Regions from separate parts of the Homo sapiens genome. Here region 1 is linked to region 2. Evidence: read pairs that join two places in POLR2A ChIA-PET (ENCODE). Cell type or tissue: OCI-LY7. All regions are shown on one strand. Links, peaks and the distances in the headings refer to the core of each region. The heading gives the core; the rest is flanking DNA. Region 1 overlaps LTBP1 (latent transforming growth factor beta binding protein 1). Region 2 has its middle 36 kb from the start of LTBP1.

Region 1 (5,000 bases), core at 1-5,000, 50 kb after region 2:
GGGCACAACACCTTACTCTGTTTCCTCCTGCCTTTGCTCTGTAAGGCTGCTCTGGCATGGCCCAAACTTTGAGATGACTTTTCCTTTCTCCTTGCCAATTTTAGAATCTTTCTGTTCAACATCATCATCTGATAGAGATTTGGGACTAAGTAAAATGAATGTTGTATGATTTTCCCTGTAATTTTAGATCCCCAAATACTGCTCTTGGCCAACTACACTATTCCCTGTGGCTTTTTTACTCCACCACATTTGAGTAATATTGTTGGCATGGACATAAGTAAACAGTTTGAAAATGTTGTGTTTTGTAAACTAGAAGATGGATGGGCTGGTTTTTTAATGCATGCTCTTGGTTCTGCTGGGCCAAAGGAAAGATGAATTTGGTCAGTGGATGGGAAGATGAATTGGAGGAAGGTGTTGCTATCCGAAGTTGATGTGGCCAACTTTACTGAACTGATGAGATCAGTTATTTAGAGGTGAAAACCGAGTGGCTGGAGGCGACTCTTCGGAGGGATTTAGATAATGCAGTTAGAGGGAATTTTTATAGAGGAGATAGCATGCTACCAGTAAGAAGCCACCAATGGAAAATATGATAATAAAGTAAGGAAAATAGAAGGATAAGGATCTTTTGTCTTTGTAAATTTAAACATGTTTTTATTTCTTTGTAGAATTACCAGACAATTCCAATGTGGCTTTTAATCTTTCATGAACTTCATTTTATTATTGCTGTATATATATGTGTGTGTGTGTGTGTGTGTGTATGTATATGTATATATATGTACGTGTATATATATATATATATATATATATTTTTTTTTTTTTTTTTGAGATGGAGTCTTGCTTTGTCGCCCAGGCTCTAGTGCAGTGGCGTGATCTCAGCTCACGGCAGCCTCCGCCTCTTGGGTTCCAGCGATTCTTCTGCCTCAGCCACCCGAGTAGCTGGGATTACAGGCATCTGCCACCACACCTGGCTAATTTTTATATTTTTAGTAGAGATGGGGTTTCACCACTTTGGCCAGGCTGGTCTTGAACTCCTGACCTCAGGTAATCTACCTGCCTTGGTCTCCCAGAGTACTGGGATTACAGGTGTGAGCCACTACACCCACCCTATTATTGCTATTTTTAATTAAAATGTAGAGTCTCCATCCTCCCATATGCATTTCATGTTCACACCATAGCGAGTAGACAGTTAACACTTAGCATCTTCAAAATATGATTATTGTAAAAGCTATTTAAATGAGCCGAGACTTATCACTTCACCTTCATAAATCATTTACTACAATGATTCAAGGGTGAGGATACTCCTGCCTCTTCATTGGCTGTGAAACTTCAAGCAGATTAATGAACTCCTCTGAGACTTTTCTCAACCTTCAGACGGGAAGAGTACCCTCATCACACAACTTCATTCATGTTGTTGTGAATGTCAGGCATACACATCCTCTTTGCTCTGAATGCTTGTCACATTGCATCACAGACATTTATGTATTGTCTGGCATTGCTGCTTGAATGTGAGCTCTATGAGGGTAGGGATTATACTATAGCCATCTTTTTGTCTTCAGTACCTGGTAAGCATGTACACCTTTATGGAATGAATGAATGAATGAATGAATGAATGAATGAATGGATTGATTTGTTGTACTTTCACCAAGCTCCTATATAGTAGGTTTTGGTACACGGAAGGTGTTAAGATGACTTTTTCTTTCTCCCTGCCAATTTTAGAATCTTTCTGCTCAATATCATCATCTGATAGAGATTTGGGACTAAGTAAAATGAATGTTGTATGATTTTTTTTCCCTCTAATTTTAGATCCCCAAGTACCATGTACTTGAAAAAACTAAAACAGGGTCACAGGCTAGAGAGTGACAGGAGCTGGAACTGGAGGTGGGGAGAGGGCTAAAAGAAAGTCTCTATAGGAAGTGACATGTGAGGCCTGTGTGATATGAAAGGGTCTGAGAGAAGAGTATTTTAGGCCAACAGAATGGCTAGCACAAAGGCCTTGGAGTGGGGATAGGCCTGGCTTGTTGTGGGAACATAGGTCATTATCGTTGGGTTGTCAGTGAGGGCTGCTGTAATAGGTGATATAAGATAGGGTTGGATCCCAAGTCAAGTCTTCTAGGCTGTGTGAGGCCACAGATAAGATAACAAGAGGGGACTGTACAACACAAGCACAGTCAACACAAGTACTATAAAACACGAGTGCATGCAAGTGTATTTTATTACTAAGAAATTAAAGAAAATAAAGGATTTAGTATTTTTTAAGGCATGGAAAAATATCTTACGTAGAAAATTCATTAGATCACTTTGATTGCTATTTTTTATTGATGAGAAAAACTGCACGTGGAACAGTGAAGTACCCAAGTCCACACACAAATTATTCTCATAGCCTGACCACCTGCCTGGTGCCCAGATTGCCAGACCAGCCTTGTGCTGACTGGACCTCCGGGTCTCTGCCGAGCTCTCGTGGAAAGGCAAGACCCTCAGCAGGGAGCTGCGAGGCTGCGGTTTAGGATGAAAGTGTGAGGGTGAAGAAAGCCAAGTCACTGGTCACTATTGTGTTAAAAGTCAAATTAATGGGGATCCTTACATGGTACTAAATTTAAAAAAATGTTCAATCCTTTAAAAATTGATTAAAAATTTTATTTTGATGATCATAGAAAATCTACAGAGAGCTGATAGGATGTGTTAAAGTGGAAGTTAAATATTTTTGGAACATTTGTATGCTCTTCTGAGGTTTTGTTCATCCCCCCCACCTCAACATCTAATTTACACGTTGAATTAGTCATTGACTCCGCCTGCCATTTTGTGGTAAAGATCAAGTCAAATGAGGCTCATCACAGTGCTTCACAAAAGGGGCCGGGTGTGGTGGCTCATGCCTGTAATCCCAGCACTTTGGGAGGCTGAGGCTGGCGGATCACCTGAGGTCAGGAGTTCGAGACCAGACTGGCCAACATAGTGAAACCCCGTCTCTACTAAAAATACAAAAATTAGCCGGGCGTGGTGGTGGGCGCCGGTAATCCCAGATACTTGGGAGGTTGAGGCAGGGGAATCACTTGAACCAGGAGGTGGAGGTTGCAGTGAATCAAGATTGTGCCATTGCACTCCAGCCTGGGCAACAATAGTGAAACTCCGTCTCAAAAAAAAAAAAAAAAATCCTTCAATGCTTCACAGAAGGGCCATATAAACATAAGGTGACCTTATTAATAAGGTTTTTATGACCAGTTTGTACACTTTTTTTAATAATGTGTTGGTGCATTTCTTGTCTTGAAAAATGGAATGCATAAAATGTACCCATTTTCAATGAGTTTTTGGTAACTAAAGAATTGGTGTCTCTGATGTTTATATTGACCATCGAGTTTACCAACAATGTCTCTGGTACACCTCCTAGAAGTTGGTTTGAAAATAAACAAAAACACCTACATCTCCACTTTAATTCTACCCTCCCTGGAATTTATTTTATTCTCCTAAAAGTAGGGTTCGTGCAAAGACAAGAATTCTTTCAAGAGAGCCCTGTTTCTTTTATTTTGAGATAGTGAAAAGGTTATGTTAAGTTAGTCCAAAATTTCATAGTAATTGAAGGTGAAATAATACAGACAATAAGTAAATTAAAGGTAGAGACTGTTTTTGTTTTACTTTTTCATCCATTTAGGAGATTGGCCTACACAGCGGTTCTCTTTATATACAATAGACCCTCAGTAAGGTTTCTTGATTAGTAAGCATTGCAAGTTACGTTTGTTTCGAGTGGAAGACCAGCTGAAATCCATTTAAATCAATGAATACTGAGATTATGTTATTAAATGGTTCTTTTTGTTTTACGAGAATGTATATTACAACAAATGTCCCTGTGTAAGTTTGGAATGCTTTGTTTTGAGTGTTAAAGGCTCTTTTCTCTGGCAAAATTTCCCCATTTCTTCCTTTAATACAGAGTGCTTGAATGGCACCTCACAGACACTTAGCCTCGTGGCTCTCAAAGTATAGACCCTGGAATGGGGCGTCAGCTCCGCCTGGGAACTTGTTAGAAATGCAAACTCTCCAGCCCTGTTAAACCAGGAGCTCTGGGATGGGGCCAGCCATCTGTGTTTTAACCAGGCCTCTTGGGGATCCTGATACAGCTGTGGCTTGAGAACCACTGCTCTAGCAGAACCCATCTCCTCCTCCCTTTCCACATCCCCCCACCCTACTGTGATCACTTGTGGTGTGATGAGGGGGACAGGGAAATCAGCTCTTTTGGGCTCCAGGCCTTGAGAGTAGAGGCTTCATTTACCCTTTCCCCCTTCATTTCTGCCTAAGGATGAGTTTATATGGTATAAAGCCCAGTGGAATGGATCATTTTCCCCAGTTTCAGATGGGAACCTTGCAATCGGATAAGATGTAGCTGTGTATGTTGTTACTGTTATTATTAATTGTTATTCAGAGACAAGGTCTCACTCTGTAACCCAGGCTGGAGAGTAGTGGCGTGATCATAGCTCACTGTGATCTTGCACTCCTGGGCTCAAGTGATCCTCGTGCCTCAGCCCCCCGAGTAGCTAGGACTACAGATGCATGCCACCATGCCCAGCTATTTTTTTTTTTTAACTTTTTTGTAGAGGTGAGGTCTCGCTGTGTTGCCCAGGCTGGTCTTGAACTCCTGGCTTCAAGTGATTCTCCAACCTTGGCCTCCCAAAGTGCTGGGATTACAGGTGTGAGCCACTGCACCTGACCACCATGCACATTAATACACATTCTATACTGTATGCTCACTGAGGAGTGGCAAAGAAACCAGTTTTCATTCAGTGAATATACCTATAAATGTGTTTTGTACCTTTAGGTCTTCCTAATTCTGTTCTGTTCCTTAACATAAAAGATGCCTAAACCACACTTCTTCATATTCTTCAAAGCCACATTTATCAAGGTGTGGTTCCAGGACCTCCTACAACAGAACCCCTGTGGGATGCGTAACAAATGCAGGTTGTGGGACTTTCCCACACACCTACCAAATTGGAACCCCTGGTAGTAGACCCCTTGGC
Region 2 (9,483 bases), core at 2,894-7,893:
TGCTTATCCACAGGCAAACAAATGAATCTGGAACCCTACCTCACACCATATACAAGAATTAGAATGGATCAAAAGACCCAAGTGTAAAAGCTAAAAGTGTAAAACCCTTAGAAGCAAACAGGTATATATCTTTGCGACCTTGGATTTAGCAATTTTGTTTTTGTTTTTGTTTTGAGACAGAATCTTGCTCTGTCACCCAGGCTGGAGTGCAGTGGTGTGATGTGGGCTCCCTGCAACCTCTGCCTCCCGGGTTCAAGCGATTTTCCTGCCTCAGTCTCCTGAGTGGCTGGGACCACAGGTGTGGGCCACCACACCCAGCCAATTTTTTTATTTTTAGTCAAGATGGAGTTTCACCATGTTGGACATGCTGGTCTTGAGCTCCTGACCTCAAGTAATCTGCCTGCCTCAGCCTCCCAAAGTGCTGGGATTACAGGCGTGAGCGACTGCACCTGGCTGGCAATGGTTTTTTAGTTATGATGTTGAAAGCACAAGCAACTAAAAAAAGAGAGAAAAATCAGATTTCATCAAAATTAAACATTTTTGTGTGTCAAAAGAGACTATCAAGAAAGTAAAAAAACAACCTACAGAATGGGAGAAAATATATGCAAATCTTATATTGGGTAAGGGTCTAGTATCTAAAATATATGAAGGACTCTTACTATTCAACAATAAAGAGACAAATAGCTCAACTTAAAAGTGGTCAAAACATGTGAATAGACACTTCTCTAATATACGAATGGCCAATACACACATGAAAAGATGCTCTACATAATTAGCCGTCAGGGAAGTAAAAATCAAAACCACATTAGATACCACTTCACACTCACTAGGATGCTATAATAAATTTCTTTTAAATGGAAAATAACAAGCGTTGGCATGGCTGTGGAGACTGGAACCTTCATACATTGTTAGAGGGAATATAAAATTGTGCAGCCACTTTGGAAAACAGTTTCCAGTACCTCTACAAGTTAAACACAAAGTTACCATATGACCCAGCTCCACTCCTAGGTATATACCCAGGAGAATTGAAGGCATATGTTTATACAAAAACATACATGAATGGTCATAGCGGCATTATTAATAATAACCCAAAAGCAAAAACAACCCAATTGTCCATCAACTGATGATTGATAAACACAATGTGACATATTCATACTAGACAATTAAATAAAAGAAAACTTTTTTTTTTTTTGAGACAGGATCCGGATCTCTCTCTGTCACCCAGGCTGCAGTGCAGTGGCATGGTCTTGGCTTGTTGCAGCCTTGGCCTCCCGGACTGAAGCTATCCTTCCACCTCCCTCGCAGAGCCCGCTTCCCCCACCAATAGCTGGGATTATCAGCGTGCACCACCACATACAGCTAATTTTAGTATTTTTTATAGAGACAGAGTTTCCCCATCTTGCCCAGGCCCACCTGTCTCATCCTCCCAAAGTGCTGGGATTACAGACGTGCGCCTCTGCACCCAGCCCAGAAAACTTCTTACACATTAGCACCCACTCCCTATTCACCGCTCCCCACAGCCCTTGGCAACCACGAATCTATTTTCTGTCTCTATGGATTTGCCAATTCTGGACATTTCATATAAATAGAATCATACAGTATGTGGCCTTGTGTGTGTGTGTGCGAGTGTGTTTGTGTGTATGTCTGGCTTCTTTCCTTAGCATACTGTTTTCAAGGTTCACACATGTTGTAGTTATGTACCAATCCTTTATTCCCTTTTATTGCCAAATAATACTACATTGTCTAAAGCAAGTCTAACTTAAAGGAAAAAAAAAAAAATATATATATATATATATATATATATATATATATATATATATATATATATTTCATTGTATGATTATACCACATTTTGTTCATCCATTCATCAATTGATAGACATTTTTGGGTTATTTCCACATTTTGGGCTCTTATGAAGAATGCTGATATAAGCCTTCATAAACAAATTTTTGTGTGGTCTGTGGTCATGTTTTCACTTCTCTTGGGTTTTTGTATATATTTTAAATGCTGTAAAAACTTTCCTGACTTAGATAATAATGATTCCTTTATTGACAAGTATAAAGCTTTCTCATCAAAAGATAGAAAACTGACTCCATTTTGTATCACAGTATCACATCCTTAGAACATTGAGAGCTCAAAAAGAACTCAGACACCTGCTGGGTGAGACCCTGATTCTATTGACAAGGCCTAGAGAGGTGGGGTGACCACTACAGGTAAGACAGCCAGTGAATGACAGAGACAGACACAGAACCATGGTCTCCCAACCTACATCCCCTTCCCATCTAGATGGACATCATCTTTAACCCCGTGACTCTTACCCAGAGTGAACCATCGGTCTTTCCAGAGTCTGGGAGGGGAATGTTTCCATGGTGAAGATGACTTCCCAGAGTGGGACCTTAGGGGGTAGTAGACATCCCCTACCTCCCCCAAACCATTCCCCTTCTCCATAACTTGCTACAGTACTTGCAGTTTCACCAGCAGCCAATCCACTGGTTGAATGGAGGGCTCACAAATGAATGGCCTATGGGGGCCAGAGAGGAATGAAACAGAGTGGATTGGGCAGGCTGGCAAGCTGGAAAGCACATGCCCCCCCCACGAAATAGCTTAGGACAAAAGCCACAGGATCTGTGTTCGTGAAACATCTTGGAGGCTTGGGGTTGAGCAAGTGGCTTCTTAGCCCAGCGTGCAAGATTTGGCATGTGGGCCATGCTAGCCTCCCTGTAGCGCTGGCATTCTGAAATCTCAGAGATGCTGCTACAGAGGAAAGCCAGGCATTGCAGGGCAAGGCTCTCACAGTGGCCGCCAGCACCTCATGGTGGCACGAAACTTGAGCAGGAGAGGAAGGGTGGGCTTGTTCCTGAGCACCAGAAGCTGCAACTACCCTGGCACCCTTTTGTTAACTGGGGAGAACCTTTGAGGAGATGCTGGTGAACGTTCCATGCAGGGGCTGAGAACCATCACAATTTGGCCCATAATACTGCAAACAAAGTCCAGCAAGCCTAGGAAATTTAGGATTCATCTCTAAAACAGTATTCTCTGTTTAGAAGCATATAGAATATTTTATAATCCAAATGAGTTGATTGCCTCTTGGCTTGCGTTAGCGAGATGCTATCATTGCAATAAGCGGAAATCTCAACTCTGTTAGCTTAGGCAAACCATACAACTCATTGGGGATTCAGATTGCTGTTCCTTGGTCTTGCTGTTTGCCTTGCTACATGCGTATGAATGTGCAGATGACAAGAACAGATGCCAGGGCCCCTGGAAGATCAAAGTCCTGGCGCTGCCTTAGAAAATCTGTCCATGCCACATCCCTAAATCTGCAGGAAGGCCATAGTAAATATGCAATAGATATTTGTTCCATTGAATGAACTCTAAAGCAAACCCATTCTTAACCATTCCTATGTAAGACCAAAGCACATGTGCAGGCGGCTGGGACCAAAAACAAGGAGTAGTACTTTTGGGGACACAATTGTCACTGCTGTTTCCCCACTATCTTAGCATTCGGCCACTTCTCCAATATCCAGATTAATTTGCTGCAATGAAAATTTCCTCTCTTTTGTATTAAAACTACCCTAACATTATTTTCATGGTTATTTTTCCAAAACTGGAAATAAGAACACATTGTTTCTAGATTGTGGACAGTGGTTCCAGAGAAGGGAAAACCAGAAGGGTTTTATGACTCAGGAAGAAAGAGCTCCCAGAGGGGCCCAGGTGGTTTTTCTTCCATCCTCCCCTTTACGATACTCTGAATATCTTTTTTTTTTTTTTTTTGAGACACAGTCTTGCTCTGTCACCCAGACTGGAGCGCAGTGGCACTATCTCTGCTTACTGCAGCCTCTGCCTCTTAGGTTTAAGCGATTCTCCTACCTCAGACTCCCAAGAAGCTGGGATTAAAGGCACCCACCACCACTCCCGGCTAATTTTTGTATTTTTAGTGGAGACAGGAGTTCACCATGTTGGCCAGGCTGGTCTCAAACTCCTGACTTCAAGTGATCCGCCCACCTCACCCTCCCAAAGTGATGGGATTATAGGTGTGAGCCACTGCGCCTGGCCTGAATATCTTTTTAAAAATTATTTTGGAAGGTTTTCTGACTTGCCCTTCAACATTTCTAGCCTTCCCTTTCTGTCCCCAACATTAATCTCCCGCAAGTCTCTTCTCCATTGCTTCTCCGCGTTGGCAGGCCCATATTTTTGTGTGGCTTCTCTCTCCTGTTTACTCAAAAGCTCATAATTACTTTTCTCTTGTGGATAAAAATAAGCAGAATGCCAGTAGTATGATTTTTAAAAAGAGAAGCTTCCCAGATGCCTACTCCTGACCGCATGGAATCATTCTGATGAGAGCATGCTTAATCAATCGACCCTGCATTGTCTGCAAGGCTTGGTTCAACTGGCTGACTCCATTATCCTGTAAACTGTGCAATTTTCTCTAAAGACATTTCACCAGCACAACTGCATAAAACAAATGTTGAATGGGAAAAAAATCAGTAGTAGATATTTTTTAAGACATCCTAACACCATTAAGGTTTTTTTCCGCTGCAACCTGCATCTGGTAGTAAAATCTTTCTTTTCCAGACATTGTTTTCTCCAAAGAATCATTCAAAAAGTTACTACCGTATGAAAACTCTTTAGCCATTTACATTTTGTGGGTTTTAACAAGCGTGTCTTCCAGGCTGACTCTGGCTGGTAGAGGTTTTCACCCATTCCTCAATGGGCACCAGAATTCTGATGAGTTCATGACATTCAGTTTAAGAAATTACCCGCGGCCAAAGATCTTGATTGGCAAGGTTAGTACATTTTGCCATATGTTATGTGCTATCTCTGTCCCCAAATATGCAACTCTTATGGTGTGACAAATTGTGGGACGACACACGTTGCAGCCCAGACAGTTAGACAAAACACTCCATCAGAACTGAAACCGCAGGCTAGGTCTCTGAATAAGAAATATGCAAAACCACACCTGCCGGCCAACATTGCTGCTTATTTCTTGCTCCTCTTTTTTTTCTTACCACAAAGAAAATTAAATGTAAAATCAATTTAATGTTGAGAAAAGGACCCAGGGTGAGCTTCCCACGTACACTTAATTGAGTCAGTGATATTTTGTGTGGCCTAGTTATAGCTTGAGTGGTGCAGCTGAGTGTAAGCTGTTTGTGATTTGGAGTTTAAATCCTATGTTTAATTATTGCCAGTATCACATAGGATACAGTGGCTGACAACGCAACAGAGTTAGACTTAACAGTTGTCTGTGGTTTGGGCCTGGTTATCTGTTTAAGATCAATATATTCTAACAAAAATTCTTGCCATGGTTAAATCCTCATGTGTTCTGCTATTAGGACTCAATATTTATGATACTTGAGGGCAGGAATTTCTTCATAATGGAAAGTGATATTATTGGGAGTGGTAGAGATTCATTTTTGAAATCCATTCTGACATGGAAACGTCTTAAGGTCATTGAATTTCAAAAACTTGTCTTTTAAGGGATAGTTTTCTTCTGATAATATAACGAGATGAGAATGTTGTGCTGTCTTGAGTAAAATGTGTGGTATTTGTGTCTGTTGGGTATTAATGTGTATTATGTGCATTGGAATCATGGGTGCCTTCTATATTTTAAGTAATGAGAAAAGGTCCACAATTTTATAAGCTGTGTGTATGTGTGTGTGTGTGTGTGTGTGTGTGTGTGTGATCTGTCTATCATCTATCTATCTATCTATCTATCTATCTATCTATCTATCTATCTATCATCTATCTATCTTTATTTATATATAGTAAAGTATATATACAACTTTGCCACTGGGAGCACTGTAAGTTTCTATAACCACTTGCAGTTTAAGAATTGTGCCAAATTGGCCAGGCATGGTGGCTCATGCCTGTAATCCCAGCACTTTCGGAGGCCGAGGCAGGCAGATCACCTGAGGTCAGGAGTTCAAGACCAGGCTGGTCAACATGTTATGGTGAGACCCCCGTCTCTACTACAAATACAAAAATCAGCTGGGCATGGTGGCACATGCCTATAATCCCAATTACTTGGGAGGCTGAGGCAGGATAATTTTTTTTTTTTTTTGAACGGAGTCTCACTCTGTCACCCAGGCTGGAGTGCAGTGGCGTGATCTCGGCTCACTGCAAGCTCCACCTCCCAGGTTCACACCATTCTCCTGCCTCAGCCTCCCAAGTAGCTAGGACTACAGGCACCCGCCACCACGCCTGGCTAATTTTTTGTATTTTTAGTAGAGACGGGGTTTCATTGTGTTAGCCAGGATGGTCTCGATCTCCTGACCTCGTGATCCACCCACCTCAGCCTTCCAAAGTACTGGGATTACAGGCGTGAGCCACTGTGCCTGGCCAGGAGAATTGTTTGAACGTGGGAGGCGGAGGTTGCAGTGAGCCGAGATCGTGCCACTGCACTCCAGCCTGGGCAACAGAGTGAGACTCTGTCTCAAAAAAAAAAAAAAAAAAAAAAAAAGAATTGTGTCAAATCAAAGGCCAGTTCTTTGGAGGTTTTGTAGATCTGCAGCACCAAGTAGGTGCTTGACACATATTTTCAGGAGTTCTTTTGTCATCACTGAATCAAATGCAACCTTAGTTTTTCCAGCCCATTCTGTCAGCCTAGTCCCAGGTTCCCTTTTGCAGTGTCCTCTCAGGTGTGGCCATTCAGTGCCTGTCATCCAAGTCCATTTTTGGATCCTTGAGTCATTTTTCTTCTAATCTCTCAAACTCCATATTCAACTCATCAGTAAATTCTTTCTCTGGTATCTCAAAAGCATTTTCAATTAACTCTGTAACTCAACTCTACGCCCTTAATTTTCAGTACAGATGCTCCTCGGTTTATGATGGTGTTTTCTCCTGATACACCCATCACAAATTGAAAATATCTTAAGTTGAAAATGCTTTCGATACCTCTAACCTACTGAACATCATAGGTTAGCTTAGCCCACCTTACATTAATCTATAGTTGGGCAAAGTCATCTAATACAAAGCCTATTTTATAATAAGGTGTCAAATATCTCATGTAATTTATTGAATACTGTACTGAAAGTGAAAAACAGAATGGTTGTATGGGTACTTGAAGTACGGTTTCTACTGAATATGTATTGCTTTTGCACCACCATAGAGTTGAAAAATTGCAAGTCGACCTATTGTAAGTTGGAGATTGCCTGCACTGCCATCTCTCATCTGGAAACTACAGTAGCCTCCAAAATATGCTTCCTGCTTCCCCTCTGGTCCCTCACTGATCCTTGATCACAGAGCAGCTGGAATGATCATCAAAACGCATCCATCAGATCATCTGACTTTTCTTCTCAAAACTTTGGATGGCTTCCCACATCTCTTACAAGACATCCTAAATTCCTTAGGATGGCAACATCTTATTCCCTGCTTCCTGTGTCTCTCTTCAACCTTATCTCATAATCTCACTTTCCCCCTTTCTTGCTCACCACATCTCTGATCCTGGTTCCTTTCGGTTCTGGGAACAAGTCAAACTCTTTCCAGTCTCAGGGCCTTTGCACCTGTTGATATCTCTGACCCAAAGTGTTACATAGCCCCACCCTTGTTGCATGTAGGTTTTGGCACAAATGTCACCTCCTCAGAGAGGTTTTTCCTCACCATTTTGTTTTATTTTATTTATATTTTTTGAGACAGAGTTTCACTCTTGTTGCCCAGGCTGGAGTGCAATGGTGCCATCTTGGCTCATTGCAATCTCTGCCACCCAGGTTCAAGCGATTCTCCTGCCTCAGCCTCCCGAGAAGCTGGGATTACAGACATGCACCACCACACCCAGCTAATGTTTGTATTTTTAGTAGAGATAGGGTTTCACCATGTTGGCCAGGCTGGTCTTGAACTCCGGACCTCAGGTGATCTGCCCACCTCGGCCTCCCAAAGTGCTGGGATTACAGGTGTGAGCCACCTCACCCAGTCATCCCTCGCCATTTTAAAAGTAGACACTTCCTGCTATTCTCTATTCATTCCCTATTCTTTCCTTCCTGGTTTCTGCTACCATCTGTGATTATGTTGCTTATTTACTTGTTTATTGTTTGTTTTCCCCCATAATACTGTAAATCTCATGAAAGTAGGAACCCTATCTATCATGCACCCTCAGTGCCTAGTGCAGTGTTTGGCACAAAGGAAGTGCTCAATAAATTTGTTGAATGAATGAACAAACAGAAAATCCTTTCAAATACTGAGGAAAAAAAATCTGCTTACTTAAAATTTCTACAGTTGGTTCTAATTCTGTTTCTACTATTGTTTCCAATTCTAAGGCAACATGCAATAATTCTGCAGCTTCATATACATGATCACATTTCAGATCTTTGATACCCTTTTATTTTTTGAGACAGAGTTTTGCTCTTGTTGCCCAGACTGGAGTGCGATGGTGTGATCTTGGCTCACCTCACTGCAACCTCCACCTCCCAGGTTCAAGCAATTCTCCTGCCTCAGCCTCCCAAGTAGCTGGGATTATAGGCACCCACCACCACGCCCAGCTAATTTTTTTGTAATTTTAGTAGAGATGGGGTTTCACCATGTTGGCCAGGCTGGTTTCGAACTCCTGACCTCAGGTGATCCACACGCCTCGGCCTCTCAATGTGCTGGGATTACAGGTGTGAGCCACCATGTGTGGCCAGATCTTTGATACCCTTCTTAGGCATCTTACATCTGTGCTATTTATACTGCTCAACCTTCCTTTGTATGGCATGGTTTCTGACTTTCTCATGGCAGTAATCACTCTCTGTTGGAAGACTCTAGTTTGACAACATCCTTCACTAACAACAACAACAACAACAAAAAAATAAAAATAGAAAAGCCAGCGTGGTGGCTCATGCCTGTAATCCCAGCACTTTGGGAGGCCGAGGTGGGCGGATCACGAGGTCAGGAGATTGAGACCATCCTGGCTAACACGGTGAAACCCCGTCTCTACTAAAAATACAAAAAAATTAGCCGGGTGTGGTGGTACGCGCCTGTAGTCCCAGCTATTCAGGAGGCTGAGGCAGGAGAATGGCATAAACCCGAGAGGCGGAGCTTGCAGTGAGCTGAGATAGCGCCACTACACTCCAACCTGGGTGACAGAGCGAGACTCCGTCTCACAAAAAAAAAAAAAAAAAAAAAAAAGTGTTCTGACCGCTGCAAGGTCTAATAGCACTCATTCTCCTTGATTAGAATCCCATCAGATTTATGGTCTGTAGTTTTCAGAATCTATTGTTTTTGGTTTTTTTTTTTCCGCAACGTATATTGCAAAACAGAACATTCCCCAAGGTTTCTGGCGTTTTCCCCACTCTCCATGATTTCTCAAACTTACCGCTAGTGGTTCTGTGATTCTATCTGCAAATTTCTTTTGTACTCTGGAATATAATTTGTTTGGACCCAGAAGATTTAAAATCTTGCCTAAATTTTATATATTTTATTTTAAAATATACCTAGATTTTTCCTTGTTCTCTAACTTACTGTAGGCTCCAGTTTTCCCTTTTCATCATCTACTTTGCTGCACAGTTAGAAATC

The links. ChIA-PET counts read pairs that join two places held together with the same protein. Peaks named below come from ENCODE experiments on the same cell type or tissue, not always from the same donor. Only the 100,000 strongest peaks of a DNase experiment are listed, where the experiment ranks them.
Region 1: POLR2A ChIA-PET joins it to region 2 with 7 read pairs; 2 of 35 experiments call an interaction of 5 or more read pairs at or near these places.

What each region holds. Positions count from the first base shown.
Region 1 is chr2:32,958,816-32,963,815 of GRCh38, forward strand. All of the region lies in intron 2 of LTBP1 (latent transforming growth factor beta binding protein 1), which reads left to right. Among named protein-coding and RNA genes, the nearest start is that of LTBP1, 14 kb to the left of the region's middle. In OCI-LY7, for the core only: no CTCF peak of the experiment used is centred there; no DNase peak of the experiment used is centred there.
Region 2 is chr2:32,906,222-32,915,704 of GRCh38, forward strand. No RefSeq gene overlaps it. Among named protein-coding and RNA genes, the nearest start is that of LTBP1, 36 kb to the right of the region's middle. In OCI-LY7, for the core only: a CTCF peak has its summit at 5,785; DNase peaks (open chromatin) are centred at 3,760, 4,910 and 5,810; H3K4me3 peaks cover 2,506 bases; H3K27ac peaks cover 4,111 bases.